3 separate regions of the Homo sapiens genome follow, and regions 2 and 3 are each linked to region 1. Evidence: chromatin contacts called from ENCODE Hi-C or POLR2A ChIA-PET data. All regions are on one chromosome and are shown on one strand. Each heading gives the region's core, a stretch centred on a gene start or an enhancer-like site at or near the end of the contact. The rest is flanking DNA. Distances are from core to core; before and after follow the strand shown. Region 1 overlaps DIXDC1 (DIX domain containing 1). Region 2 has its middle 34 kb from the start of SDHD. Region 3 overlaps SIK2 (salt inducible kinase 2).

Region 1 (3,396 bases), core at 394-2,893:
AGCGACAGAACGAGACTCCATCTCAAAAAAAAAAAAAAAAAAAATTAACCGGGCTGGTGGTGTATGCCTGTAATTCCAGCTACTTGGGAGGCTGAGGCACAAGAATCCTTTGACCCCAGGATGCAGAGGTTGCAGGGAGCTGAGATCGTGCCACTGCACTCCAGCCTGGGCAACAGAGCAAGACTCTGTCTCAAAAAAAAATCCATGTCAGCAAGGCCTGTGGTTGTTCTATGTGTACTAAATGTGTCTGTGACAGAACCAAGCGTGCCTTCCTTATTCAGGAAAAGAAAAAGTATTGAACACACCAGCACAAAGTCAGAAAACTAAACAAATAAATGAAGCTCTTTCGCATAACAATTAAAAAAAAAAAGAATTATATTTTGATTATGACCCTGGATCTTGGTCAAGAGAGGCAAAGTAGGAATGATCAGATTCCAGCTAGGCTTACAGTGATAGTGTAGCTAACAGCTCCTGGGGTAGCTGCCCAGCCCACAATGATTCCCTCTTCTTTAAGAACCCTCCTCTGTGCACACAGTGGTGGGTCCTATGACCAGGTTGGTATTGTATCACCCCCTCCACTGGTCACACTTGATTGGTCTGCCAAAGTTGATTGGTGAAAGCCAGCCAATCCCTGGAACTTTCTGAACTGGCATTTAGGAATAGAATCAGTCTTCCTCCTCCTCCCTCATCTCTCTCAAAGTTGTAAGATATAAAACTTAGACGTTGCCATAGGCCATGCTGCCCACCTGAGAAGGAAAAACCAGCTCTAGTAAATGGGAATAAAGCCAGCATAGAAAGAAGCAGACAAGAGGCAGAGAACAGAGGAAGAGATCCTGCCAGTGTCAGAGTTCTTGATTTCATTGTTTCTGCTGCATCCCTGCCCTTTCCATGGTTTAGTTTTTCTGCCTTTCCTTGGATTCCATGAGTCAATAACGTCCACTTCCTATCCCTGCTAGTTCAAGTTGGGTTTTTGGCACTTGTAACCGAACTAATTTTTTAAAAAAGACCAAGACAGTTGGTACATACTACGTGTGTAACAGTGTTGAACTAATCTCAGTCTGGAGTTTCATGACTAATTTGTTCTAAGGAAGCTAAAAGGATGCCAGTGTAATAAATGTCTAGAACAACTGAAGGTTTTCATGGTAACCACCCTCTGAGTCAGGCCTCAGAAGAAGTCAGTCAGTAGACATAACAAGAGTTAAAACTGTCTGAGAAGGATTTTGGCTTGATGAGACTGGACCCCTCTAAAGTTGTGAGAGCAGTGATAGTACCACGAGGTGGCCGGTGGAAGGAGGCTTTAGCAATCCCATAATCTCCATCAGCTTCCTCCAAGACACTCCAAATAACCCTATGATTTTAGGTAAAAGTCTTCTAGTATACACAATTCCATCCAAAATCTTCATTTGTGCAGGAAATCTTGACCTTGAAAGCTTTCTTGCCACCAAATGTAACCTTCTTCCTGTTTTTCTTTGGGACCTGCCCTTCCTTCCAAACAGGTTTGTAAGCCGAGCCTCAGTTCTCTATCTCCTCCAAGACTCAAGCTCACAGAATTCCTGCAGGGGACTTATTTGCTAGAGTTGCGAAAGCACCAATGGGGCTTCACCAGGGAAGTATGTGGTATCTACTGTTCTTAGAGCAGAAACAGCCAAGGAGGCGACTCTATGTTTTCCTGCTGGCAACAAGAAAAGCAAACAAGAAAAGCAGAGAGCTTTTGTGGTATGCTAGAGAGACAGTTCAGGAGGAGACATGAATGGCTCAGGAAGGAAATTAGTTTTACAGTGAAACCAGATACCTGTTTAGAACTCTGAGACCCTCCAGCAGCAGAAGATGAGGAGATGAGGGTGGGGAAGTTGCTGAGAAACTAAGAGCAAGGCTAGAGATTTAAAAACCTTATGTTATTATTGGCCTAAATTCTGCCAGTAAACACCCTATTGTATTTCTTTTCTATTAACTCTTTCAGCCCTTTACTGAACCTGCAAAAGCTATTTGTTCATTGAATTTGATGGCTAATTGGGTACAAATAAAGTTCACAAGTAAAAATATCCTTGAATTTCTTCTTCCTTTCATGGACAGGTTCTTTGTACAGAAGTCTCCCTTACCCATAGTTTTTCTTTCCACAGTTTCAACCACCCATGGTCAACCACCGTCTGAATATATTAAATAGAAAATTCCAGAAATGGGCCAGGCGCAGTGGCTCATGCCTGTAATCCCAGCACTTTGGGAGGCTGAGGTGGGCGGATCACGAAGTCAGGAGATCGAGACCATCCTGGATAACACGGTGAAATCCCATCTCTACTGAAAATACAAAAAATTTAGCCAGGCGTGGTGGCACGCATCTATAGTCCCAGCTACTCGGGAGGCTGAGGCAGGAGAATTGCTTGAACCCGGGAGGCGGAGGTTGCAGTGAGCCAAGATTGCGCCACTGCACTCCAGCCTAGGGGACAGAGCAAGCCTCCGTCTCAAAAAACAAAAAAAAAAAAAAAAAAAAAAAGAGAGAAAGAAAATTCCAAAAATAATTCCTAAGCTTTAAATCGTAGCCGGGCGCGGTGGTTCATGCCTGTAATCCCAGCATTTTGGGAGGCTGAGGCAGGTGGATCACCTGAGGTCAGGAGCTCGAGACCAGCCTGGCCAACATGGTGAAACCCTGTCTCTACTAAAACTACAAAAATTAGCCGGGTGTGGTAGCACATGCCTATAGTCCCAGCTACTGGGGAGACTGAGGCAGGAGAATCGCTTGAGCCCAAGAGGTGCGAGGTGGAGGTTGCAGTGAGCTGAGATCACATCACTGCACTCCAGCCTGGGTGACAGAGTGAGACACTGTCTCAAAAAATAAATAAATTGAAATCAAAATTTAAAAAATAAATAAATTGTCCAACACTCTGAGTAGTGTGATGAAATCTTGTGCCATCCCACTCTGTTTCACCCAAGACGTGACTCATCCCTTTGTCCAGCATATTCAAGCTGTCTGTGCTACCCGTCATCTTCTTATTGGAACGACTGCCAAGGTATCGCAGTGCTTGTGTTCAAGTTGCCCTTGTTTTACTCTATAATGGCCTCAAAGTAAATTAAATTTGTGGGTAGAAAACATGAAGAGAAACAGGCTCCGACTGATGGCAGTCAGGTTCAGTACCATCCACGGTTTCAGGCATCCACTGGGGGTCTTGAGATGGATGTCCCTTGGATAAGGGAAGATTAATATATTAGTATTCAGCCCAGTGGTCAAAAGATAATATATCAGAAAGTAAAGAGCTAAAGATTTTCTGAAAGATATCATCTCCTAAACTTATTTTTAAATTTCCATCAGTTATGAGTCCCCAAACACTCTCTGCTCCTTCACAAGTACATGTTACAAGGTAAGTGCTCAATAAATGCATGTGAATGAATGGATGAATGAAG
Region 2 (3,031 bases), core at 398-2,897, 180 kb before region 1:
CAACAGCTCTGTGGACATAGTTACTTTCTCAGGAGGTAAGTCTGCCCCAAGACAGCTGGGTAAGGCCAGCTTCCAGCACCAGCCATTTCACATGCCAAAAGCTGTGCCCTTCTCCTGCTGCCTTCGCCAGTGCAGGGGCCGTCAAGCTGGTTTCATCTCCAGCCATTGTGGTAATTTTATGGCAGGAAACTGGAACTCCTGGCCTTATCTGCCCCCAAGTCTAGAACTGGACCGTGCAGTTTCCTTCCAATGAAGGTGCCCTAACCTTGACGCTGAGAGTGGTAAGAGATTGGACTCTTAGAGCTTGTCCTTTCGAGAGGTTCTTGAGTCCTTTATACAAAATTTTGACCTCTTCTTTAAAGCTATGGACATTGAAGAAATTGGAAGGAAGGGAGGTACAGTTATATTCTTTCCCTAGGGCATTATAGGAAAAAAGTCACAATTCCATAGCAAAAAAAGCCAATTGAGTGATTTCCTTGAGTAATTTTTACTGTAAGTGATTTGCTGCCTCTGCTTAAAAGTCAAGAAGTAGCATCTTCTTTAAGTTCTGCCTCACCAGGCTTCCAGCTACACTTAAAATTAATTAGCTAAGAATGTAGGAAATCATCTTTCTGTGTTCTCAATGCCCAAAGTCAGCCTTGAAAGTAAAGTGTACTTCTCCTTTGCAATGACGAAAAGGAGGTATGTTTTAGAAATAGACTTTGACTAACTAGTCCTACTGACATTCTAAAGCAATCAAAATCACAATGCCCTTTTGTTTGTTTGTTTGCTTTTTGAGAGGACAGGACTGCTTCATTCCAAAACACCCATAAATTAAAATTAATTTCAAAACACCTCCAAAATAGAATAGTTTTTGCCATAGTTCTGAGTCATTTTTTAACATCTTTCTTCTTAATTGGATATTATATCCCTAATAATTCATACCTTTTTGTTTTCTGGTTTTTTTTGGGGGGGGGGTTGGTTTGGTTTGGTTTTTGGTTTTTGAGACGGAGTCTCGCTCTGTCGCCCAGGCTGGAGGGCAGTGGCGAGATCTCGGCTCACTGCAAGCTCCGCCTCCTGTGTTCATGCCATTCTCCTGCCTCAGCCTCCCTAGTAGCTGGGACTACAGGCGCATGCCATCACGCCCGGCTAATTTTTTTTTTTTTTGTATTTTTATTAGAGACGGGGTTTCACCGTGGTCTCAATCTCCTGACCTCATGATCCGCCCACCTCGGCCTCCCAAAGTGCTGGGATTACAAGCGTGAGCCACCGCGCCCTGCCAATTCATACCTTTTAAAGCATATAGAAGAGTTTGAAACAAAGTGGATTAACTACCGTGATTTTTTAAACTACAGCTATTACTACAGTACTGCCAGAGTACAATTGATTTAGCTCATCGTTGCAACTGCCCAACTGAGCAATAGGAGTGGGTTTTTCCACCCAATTTTGTGGGAAACGACCTGAAGAGAAAGTTATATTGATGTTAAGCAGCTCCACTATCCGCGTGACTAATCTTGGTTCATAAGTTTCATTGGGCCTATGACTCACTTCTCTATTTTAGATATTTATTGCCCAGGAAATAACACTGATACCATTAGAACCCGTTTCCAGTTTGAACGATGCCAAAATTACAAGTCAGCACAGGAAAAAGCTCAGCTCCTATGTGTTAATTACAACATCAATGCAAGCAAAAAAGAAAAAAGTTTGAGCTTTTGCAATCCTTCATTTATCCAGCATTTGTGACCAATGGGATGTTCTATATGTTGAGAAGGAGAAAGAGGACAGTCGACGGACCAGACCAGACTGCCCTGCTTGTCTGAGCCTTGGTGTGATCGCCAGGGGGGAATGCATATGGGGTTCAAGTTTAAGGGTCACAACCTTACATTTGTCCAGTTACCCGTATTAAAGATTAAGTGCTAGCCATGCTCTTAAGACATAGGACATAAGCCAAAATATAAATGTATTCATTTTTTATGCACACACACACACACACACACACACACAATAAAACTGTCAAATGAACAAAATTCCAGTGTCCATTAGTCAATATCCTGACTTCCCAGTTTTTTAAAAAAAGTCTCTTTAGAAACCAAGCCATTATCAGAAGTTTGCTTTGAACACATTTTATTGGCTTATGTGCCTGTCCATCAAGTCTGTGAGCTTCTGGTGTCTTTTTTTTTTTTTTTTTTTTTGAGACAGAGTCTTGCTCTGTCGCCCAAGCACGATCTTGGCTCACTGCAACCTCCACTCCCCCAGGTTCAAGCGATTCTCCTGCCTCAGCCTCCCAAGTAGCTGGGACTACAGGCATGCACCACTACGCCCGGCTAGTTTTTGTATTTTTAGTAGAGATGGAGTTTCACCATCAGCCTGTTGGCCAGGCTGGTCGCGAACTCCTGACCTCAAGTGATCCACTCACCTTGGCCTCCCAAAGTACTGGGATTACAGGCGTGAGCCACCACGCCCAGCCTCCTGGTATCTTTTTCATCTCTGTATCCCCAGGACCCAGCACAGTGCCTGGTACATAGTAGATACTTAAATATTTTTTAATATATGAGTGAGTGAATAATAAGATGTATATGAACCCATCTGCAAATTTTAAGGTGGTGTCATTAAGCTATGACAGATGAATGTACCCATCTTCACAGCAGGAGCAGTGGACTTATGAAAGCAAACACAGGAAACAGGGGAAGATGCACATGTATTAAGTCACGATTAACAGCTGGGCGCGGTGGCTCAGGCTTGTAATCCCAGCACTTTGGGAGGCTGAGGCAGGTGGATCACTTAAGCCCAGGAGTTGGGTAATGGCCGACACAGCATGGTGAAAGCCCATCTCTACAAAAAAAAAAAAAAAAAAAATTAGACGGGCATGGTGGTGTACACCTGTAGTCTCGTTACTTGGGAAGCTGAGGTGGGAGGATGGCTTGAGCCCCGGAGGTCGAGGCTGCAGTGAGCTGTGATTGTGCCACTGCATTCCAGCCTGGGCAACAGAGCAAGACCCTGTCTCAAAAGAAAAAAAAATAATTAATTTTTTTAAAATTATGTAAAAGCAAGA
Region 3 (3,293 bases), core at 326-2,825, 220 kb after region 1:
CTTTAAACCAATAGGGAGCTTAAATGTGACTGTTGATACAGGTTTTAAAATGTAATACAAACATATTTACGAACCTGGGGCTTGACTAGAGGCTGGAGGACCCCAAAAAGGAGCGCCACTCACTCACTGTGTCCTTGCATCCTCAACTGCCCGCATGTCTCCAGAGGCTGCTTAGTGCCCACACGCCTGGGACCAACTGTGACTCCAGGCTGCTGCTTGTCACCTTGCCTTAGTTTCTGGCTGATCACCTAATCACTCTGGAGCTGAGAATATCCTTCTCCCCACATCTAACCCGTGGGCAGAATTCTGTGAGCGTTTCCCTGCCTTTAGGACTGATGACACTCGGTGTGTGGGTGGAGGTGGGGGAGTCGTCAGTCTTATGATGAGTCTCTTCTGCTGGAGACTTTGGTCCACGAGAGAGGGTAGGGGGCAGGGGAGAGGCCGATACTCCTACAGGGGGGGTCCCCCCTTGCTCCCCATCAAAATGCAGAGCACCCCATTACTCCAGCACCAGAGTTGGGAAGGGACACAAGAGGCAAGGGCTGGCTTCAGTCTTGGGCTCCTGTCTGTCCCAACCACTGACTCCAGCATACGGTTTAAACACTTGGGAGTTCTTGATATCTGAGGAAGAAAGGGCCACTGACTTTTTCTTTCCTAGGAGGCAAAAGTGGATGGAAGAGAGAAGGGGTTTGCTCAGATGGGCATGAACAGCCCCTGAGCCCCATCCCCACTCCCCTGGTGGGCCCTGATGCTCTCCCACGCAGGGATTCTCAAGGTGGATGGTGTAGAGAACCATCAGCCTCCTTTTCCCACGGTGACAGAAGGCAGTGCAGGCAGAGGTGGCGAGGGGGCAGCTGGGGACGGTCAGTGTCACCGGGAATGTGAAAGTGGGCCCCCTCTTCCTGTCGGGCTAACATGCTGTTTGCCTTACAGGGACCAGTGTATCAGTTGCGTGGAGATACTAGAGACACACTTGCCCAGCTGGGAATTGCAGAGCTAGTGCATTTCTCCCAAAGCACAGACTAATACCCCAGATTTAAAAAAAGAACATAAAAAATAAAGTACCACACATATTGCACTTTTTGCCGAACGAAATTTTTACCTCACGTTCATCTCACCAAAGTCTCTTCAGAGGAGCCTGGTTTACAGGGTGATGAAGCTGATGATGATACAGTAGTGTACACACTGCTAACGTGAATCAGACTGGAAAGCAAGTCAGTACTTCAGAGTAGCCCCGCAGAAAAAGAGCGATACTAAGCCTTCTTAGTGTTTTGTTTGTTAGTAGTGATGAAGAGAAAACTGCTTGGAAGCTTCCATGGGTCACTAGTTAGGGACAGAGCAGCACAGGTGATCAGACAGGGCTGAGCAAACACCTGACTGACCAACAGAACCAGTCTCCTCAGCAGCTTACATTGCAGTCAATACAGAGGGTTATGGAATTTATTGATTTCTGCTTGAAATAAACAAGATAAGCAAATAGGAGCTTACAACACAGGTCCCAGCAGGAGGGGTCACGCTCTGCATCAGGCCGGTGTCCACGCCGCTGCCGTGTGTGACGGATCCTGATAGGCCTGGCTGCTGTAGGGCACCTCTCGATTTCTCTCTGGGTCCTTAACCTTCCAGTAGCCTCTCTGCAGTCCCTCATCGGCTGGCCTAACCGTCCTGCCATAGCTCCCAGGTCTCCTGGGCTAAGCAGCTCATGGCATTGTTGGGGGGCAGGAGTTTATGTCGATCTGTAACTACACCATTCCTGCAGTTCTGAAATGAGTGGCCCCCATTTTCAATCTGCAGGCATTTTAATATCGCAAATATTGTAGCACTTCTGTAGTATATTTTGGGAAAACGTCTTCCTTCAGTCTAAACAAATCAAGCCCCATTTTATAACTGGCTATTTTGTAAAGACTCAAAACAGATTAGAGATCTTAATGAAATGATCTCTTAAATGAAATGATGTTCTTTATTTCACGAAATCATCAATCTTAAGCACGAGCAGGAATAAACAACTCCCAGAAGAAGCTTAATTCATTCTTCCTGGATTTTCACTGTGTGTTATTAAATCACAAAAATGACAGTCCCCACACTGCCCTTTCCCACTGACACCAAGTCCAACCGTGAGCACAGTGCCTCTGCGAAGCATCCTGGCACCCATGGTGAGCGCTGGCGACCAGGCAGTCTCTGGCCAGCAACAGGGACTGCTCAAGTTACCGACGTTGGTAGGAGCTGGGCTCGCATGGCCAGAATGGAACCCCCTAGACTTTCCACACGTCACCTGCCTGAACGCTAACTACAAAGAGGAAAGGCAACTTAAAGGTGTTTTCTAGATGCAGCATCAGTTAGTCCCTCTCTTTGTGCTTTAAGGAAGATGCTTTGTGCTTAACACATTCATCTGCTGATGGGACAAGCCATTCTAAAGGGCAGAAATGATCATCTTTAGAATTAACACTGACTTTGTAACACCTGGATGTTAACTGTCCAAATGGCAAATTATTCATCATTTCTAGGGATACAGTTAGCTAGCTGTAGCATCTAATTTTTACTTACTTTGATGACTGAATTGTAAGTGTTGGTTAAGTTTTATTAGTAATATAATGTTTGGCAGATGATCTGCTTAAATGGTTAACACATCTGTGGTTCTTTCTTTGAATATTGCTGTAATACTTGAACATTTCATTACAAGTCAAAACTTTAACGAAATTAAGAATGCTGATTCCCACATGGTGGAAAACAAACTCTGAAGTGACTTTGGATTTAGCATTGACATAAATGGAAACTGTTGGTTTCTACAGAAAAGAAAGAATTAAAGCATGATCTGGGGGAAAGGCACCGCACTACCACTTCACATGGGACAGAAAAGTTCATTTATCATGTCCTTAAAATCTCTAAGCCCTATATGAAACTGTCCAAATATACAAAGCTCAATAAACTACTAGCAACATATAGTGTAAGGTCAAAGTAGTTATTACATCGGAAAAGAGACAACAGGTACCCTGGAGACCGACTGCCCGCAAGCCAGCAGTGTCCACGAGAAACTGCAGGAAGAGCCTGTCTTCCCTGGCCCAGGGCTGGTGCTCTTGATGCGTTCTTGAGTTTCTTGCCCCCTGCCTCCACGGTGGCGGGTCTCCTGTCAGTTCCACGTGTGACACCTCTGGAGTCCTGAGTATATTCTGACACTCGGCAACCCAGGGCACCTTCTGAAGGGGTGTGTCACCTGCTTCCGAATGGAGATGAAGGCGGTTTCTGGGGTCAGTACCAGCTGTTATTTAGTGGCCCCTGAAACACAGCTCATGCCCCAC

The links. A loop is a pair of places that touch in the nucleus more often than their neighbours do. ChIA-PET counts read pairs that join two places held with the same protein, here RNA polymerase II (POLR2A). Pooled maps may share reads with other maps.
Region 2: a map of endothelial cell of umbilical vein shows a loop between it and region 1 (10-fold over the local background). The contact joins two enhancer-like sites. A Hi-C loop is called at or near these places in 1 of 168 maps with a recorded cell type or tissue (endothelial cell of umbilical vein) and 3 of 50 pooled maps. POLR2A ChIA-PET finds 5 or more read pairs at or near these places in 2 of 52 experiments (GM12878 and naive thymus-derived CD8-positive, alpha-beta T cell).
Region 3: POLR2A ChIA-PET joins it to region 1 with 12 read pairs in A673. The contact joins two enhancer-like sites. POLR2A ChIA-PET finds 5 or more read pairs at or near these places in 2 of 52 experiments (A673 and activated CD4-positive, alpha-beta T cell).

Annotation. Positions count from the first base shown.
Region 1 is chr11:111,942,583-111,945,978 of GRCh38, reverse strand. The region is part of intron 1 of DIXDC1 (DIX domain containing 1); the gene reads right to left. Among named protein-coding and RNA genes, the nearest start is that of DIXDC1, 6.9 kb to the right of the region's middle. Within about 2 kb of position 1,643, at least 6 of the 41 ENCODE cell types and tissues checked have a DNase peak (open chromatin) inside an H3K27ac peak, as active enhancers do; they include endothelial cell of umbilical vein, where a contact is called at or near this core.
Region 2 is chr11:112,119,072-112,122,102 of GRCh38, reverse strand. No RefSeq gene overlaps it. Among named protein-coding and RNA genes, the nearest start is that of SDHD, 34 kb to the right of the region's middle. Within about 2 kb of position 1,647, at least 8 of the 41 ENCODE cell types and tissues checked have a DNase peak (open chromatin) inside an H3K27ac peak, as active enhancers do; they include endothelial cell of umbilical vein, where a contact is called at or near this core.
Region 3 is chr11:111,724,698-111,727,990 of GRCh38, reverse strand. SIK2 (salt inducible kinase 2) reads right to left here. Exons shown (of 15, transcript NM_015191.3): 15 at 1-3,293. It also overlaps a transcript of PPP2R1B not described here. Among named protein-coding and RNA genes, the nearest start is that of PPP2R1B, 40 kb to the left of the region's middle. Within about 2 kb of position 1,575, at least 6 of the 41 ENCODE cell types and tissues checked have a DNase peak (open chromatin) inside an H3K27ac peak, as active enhancers do.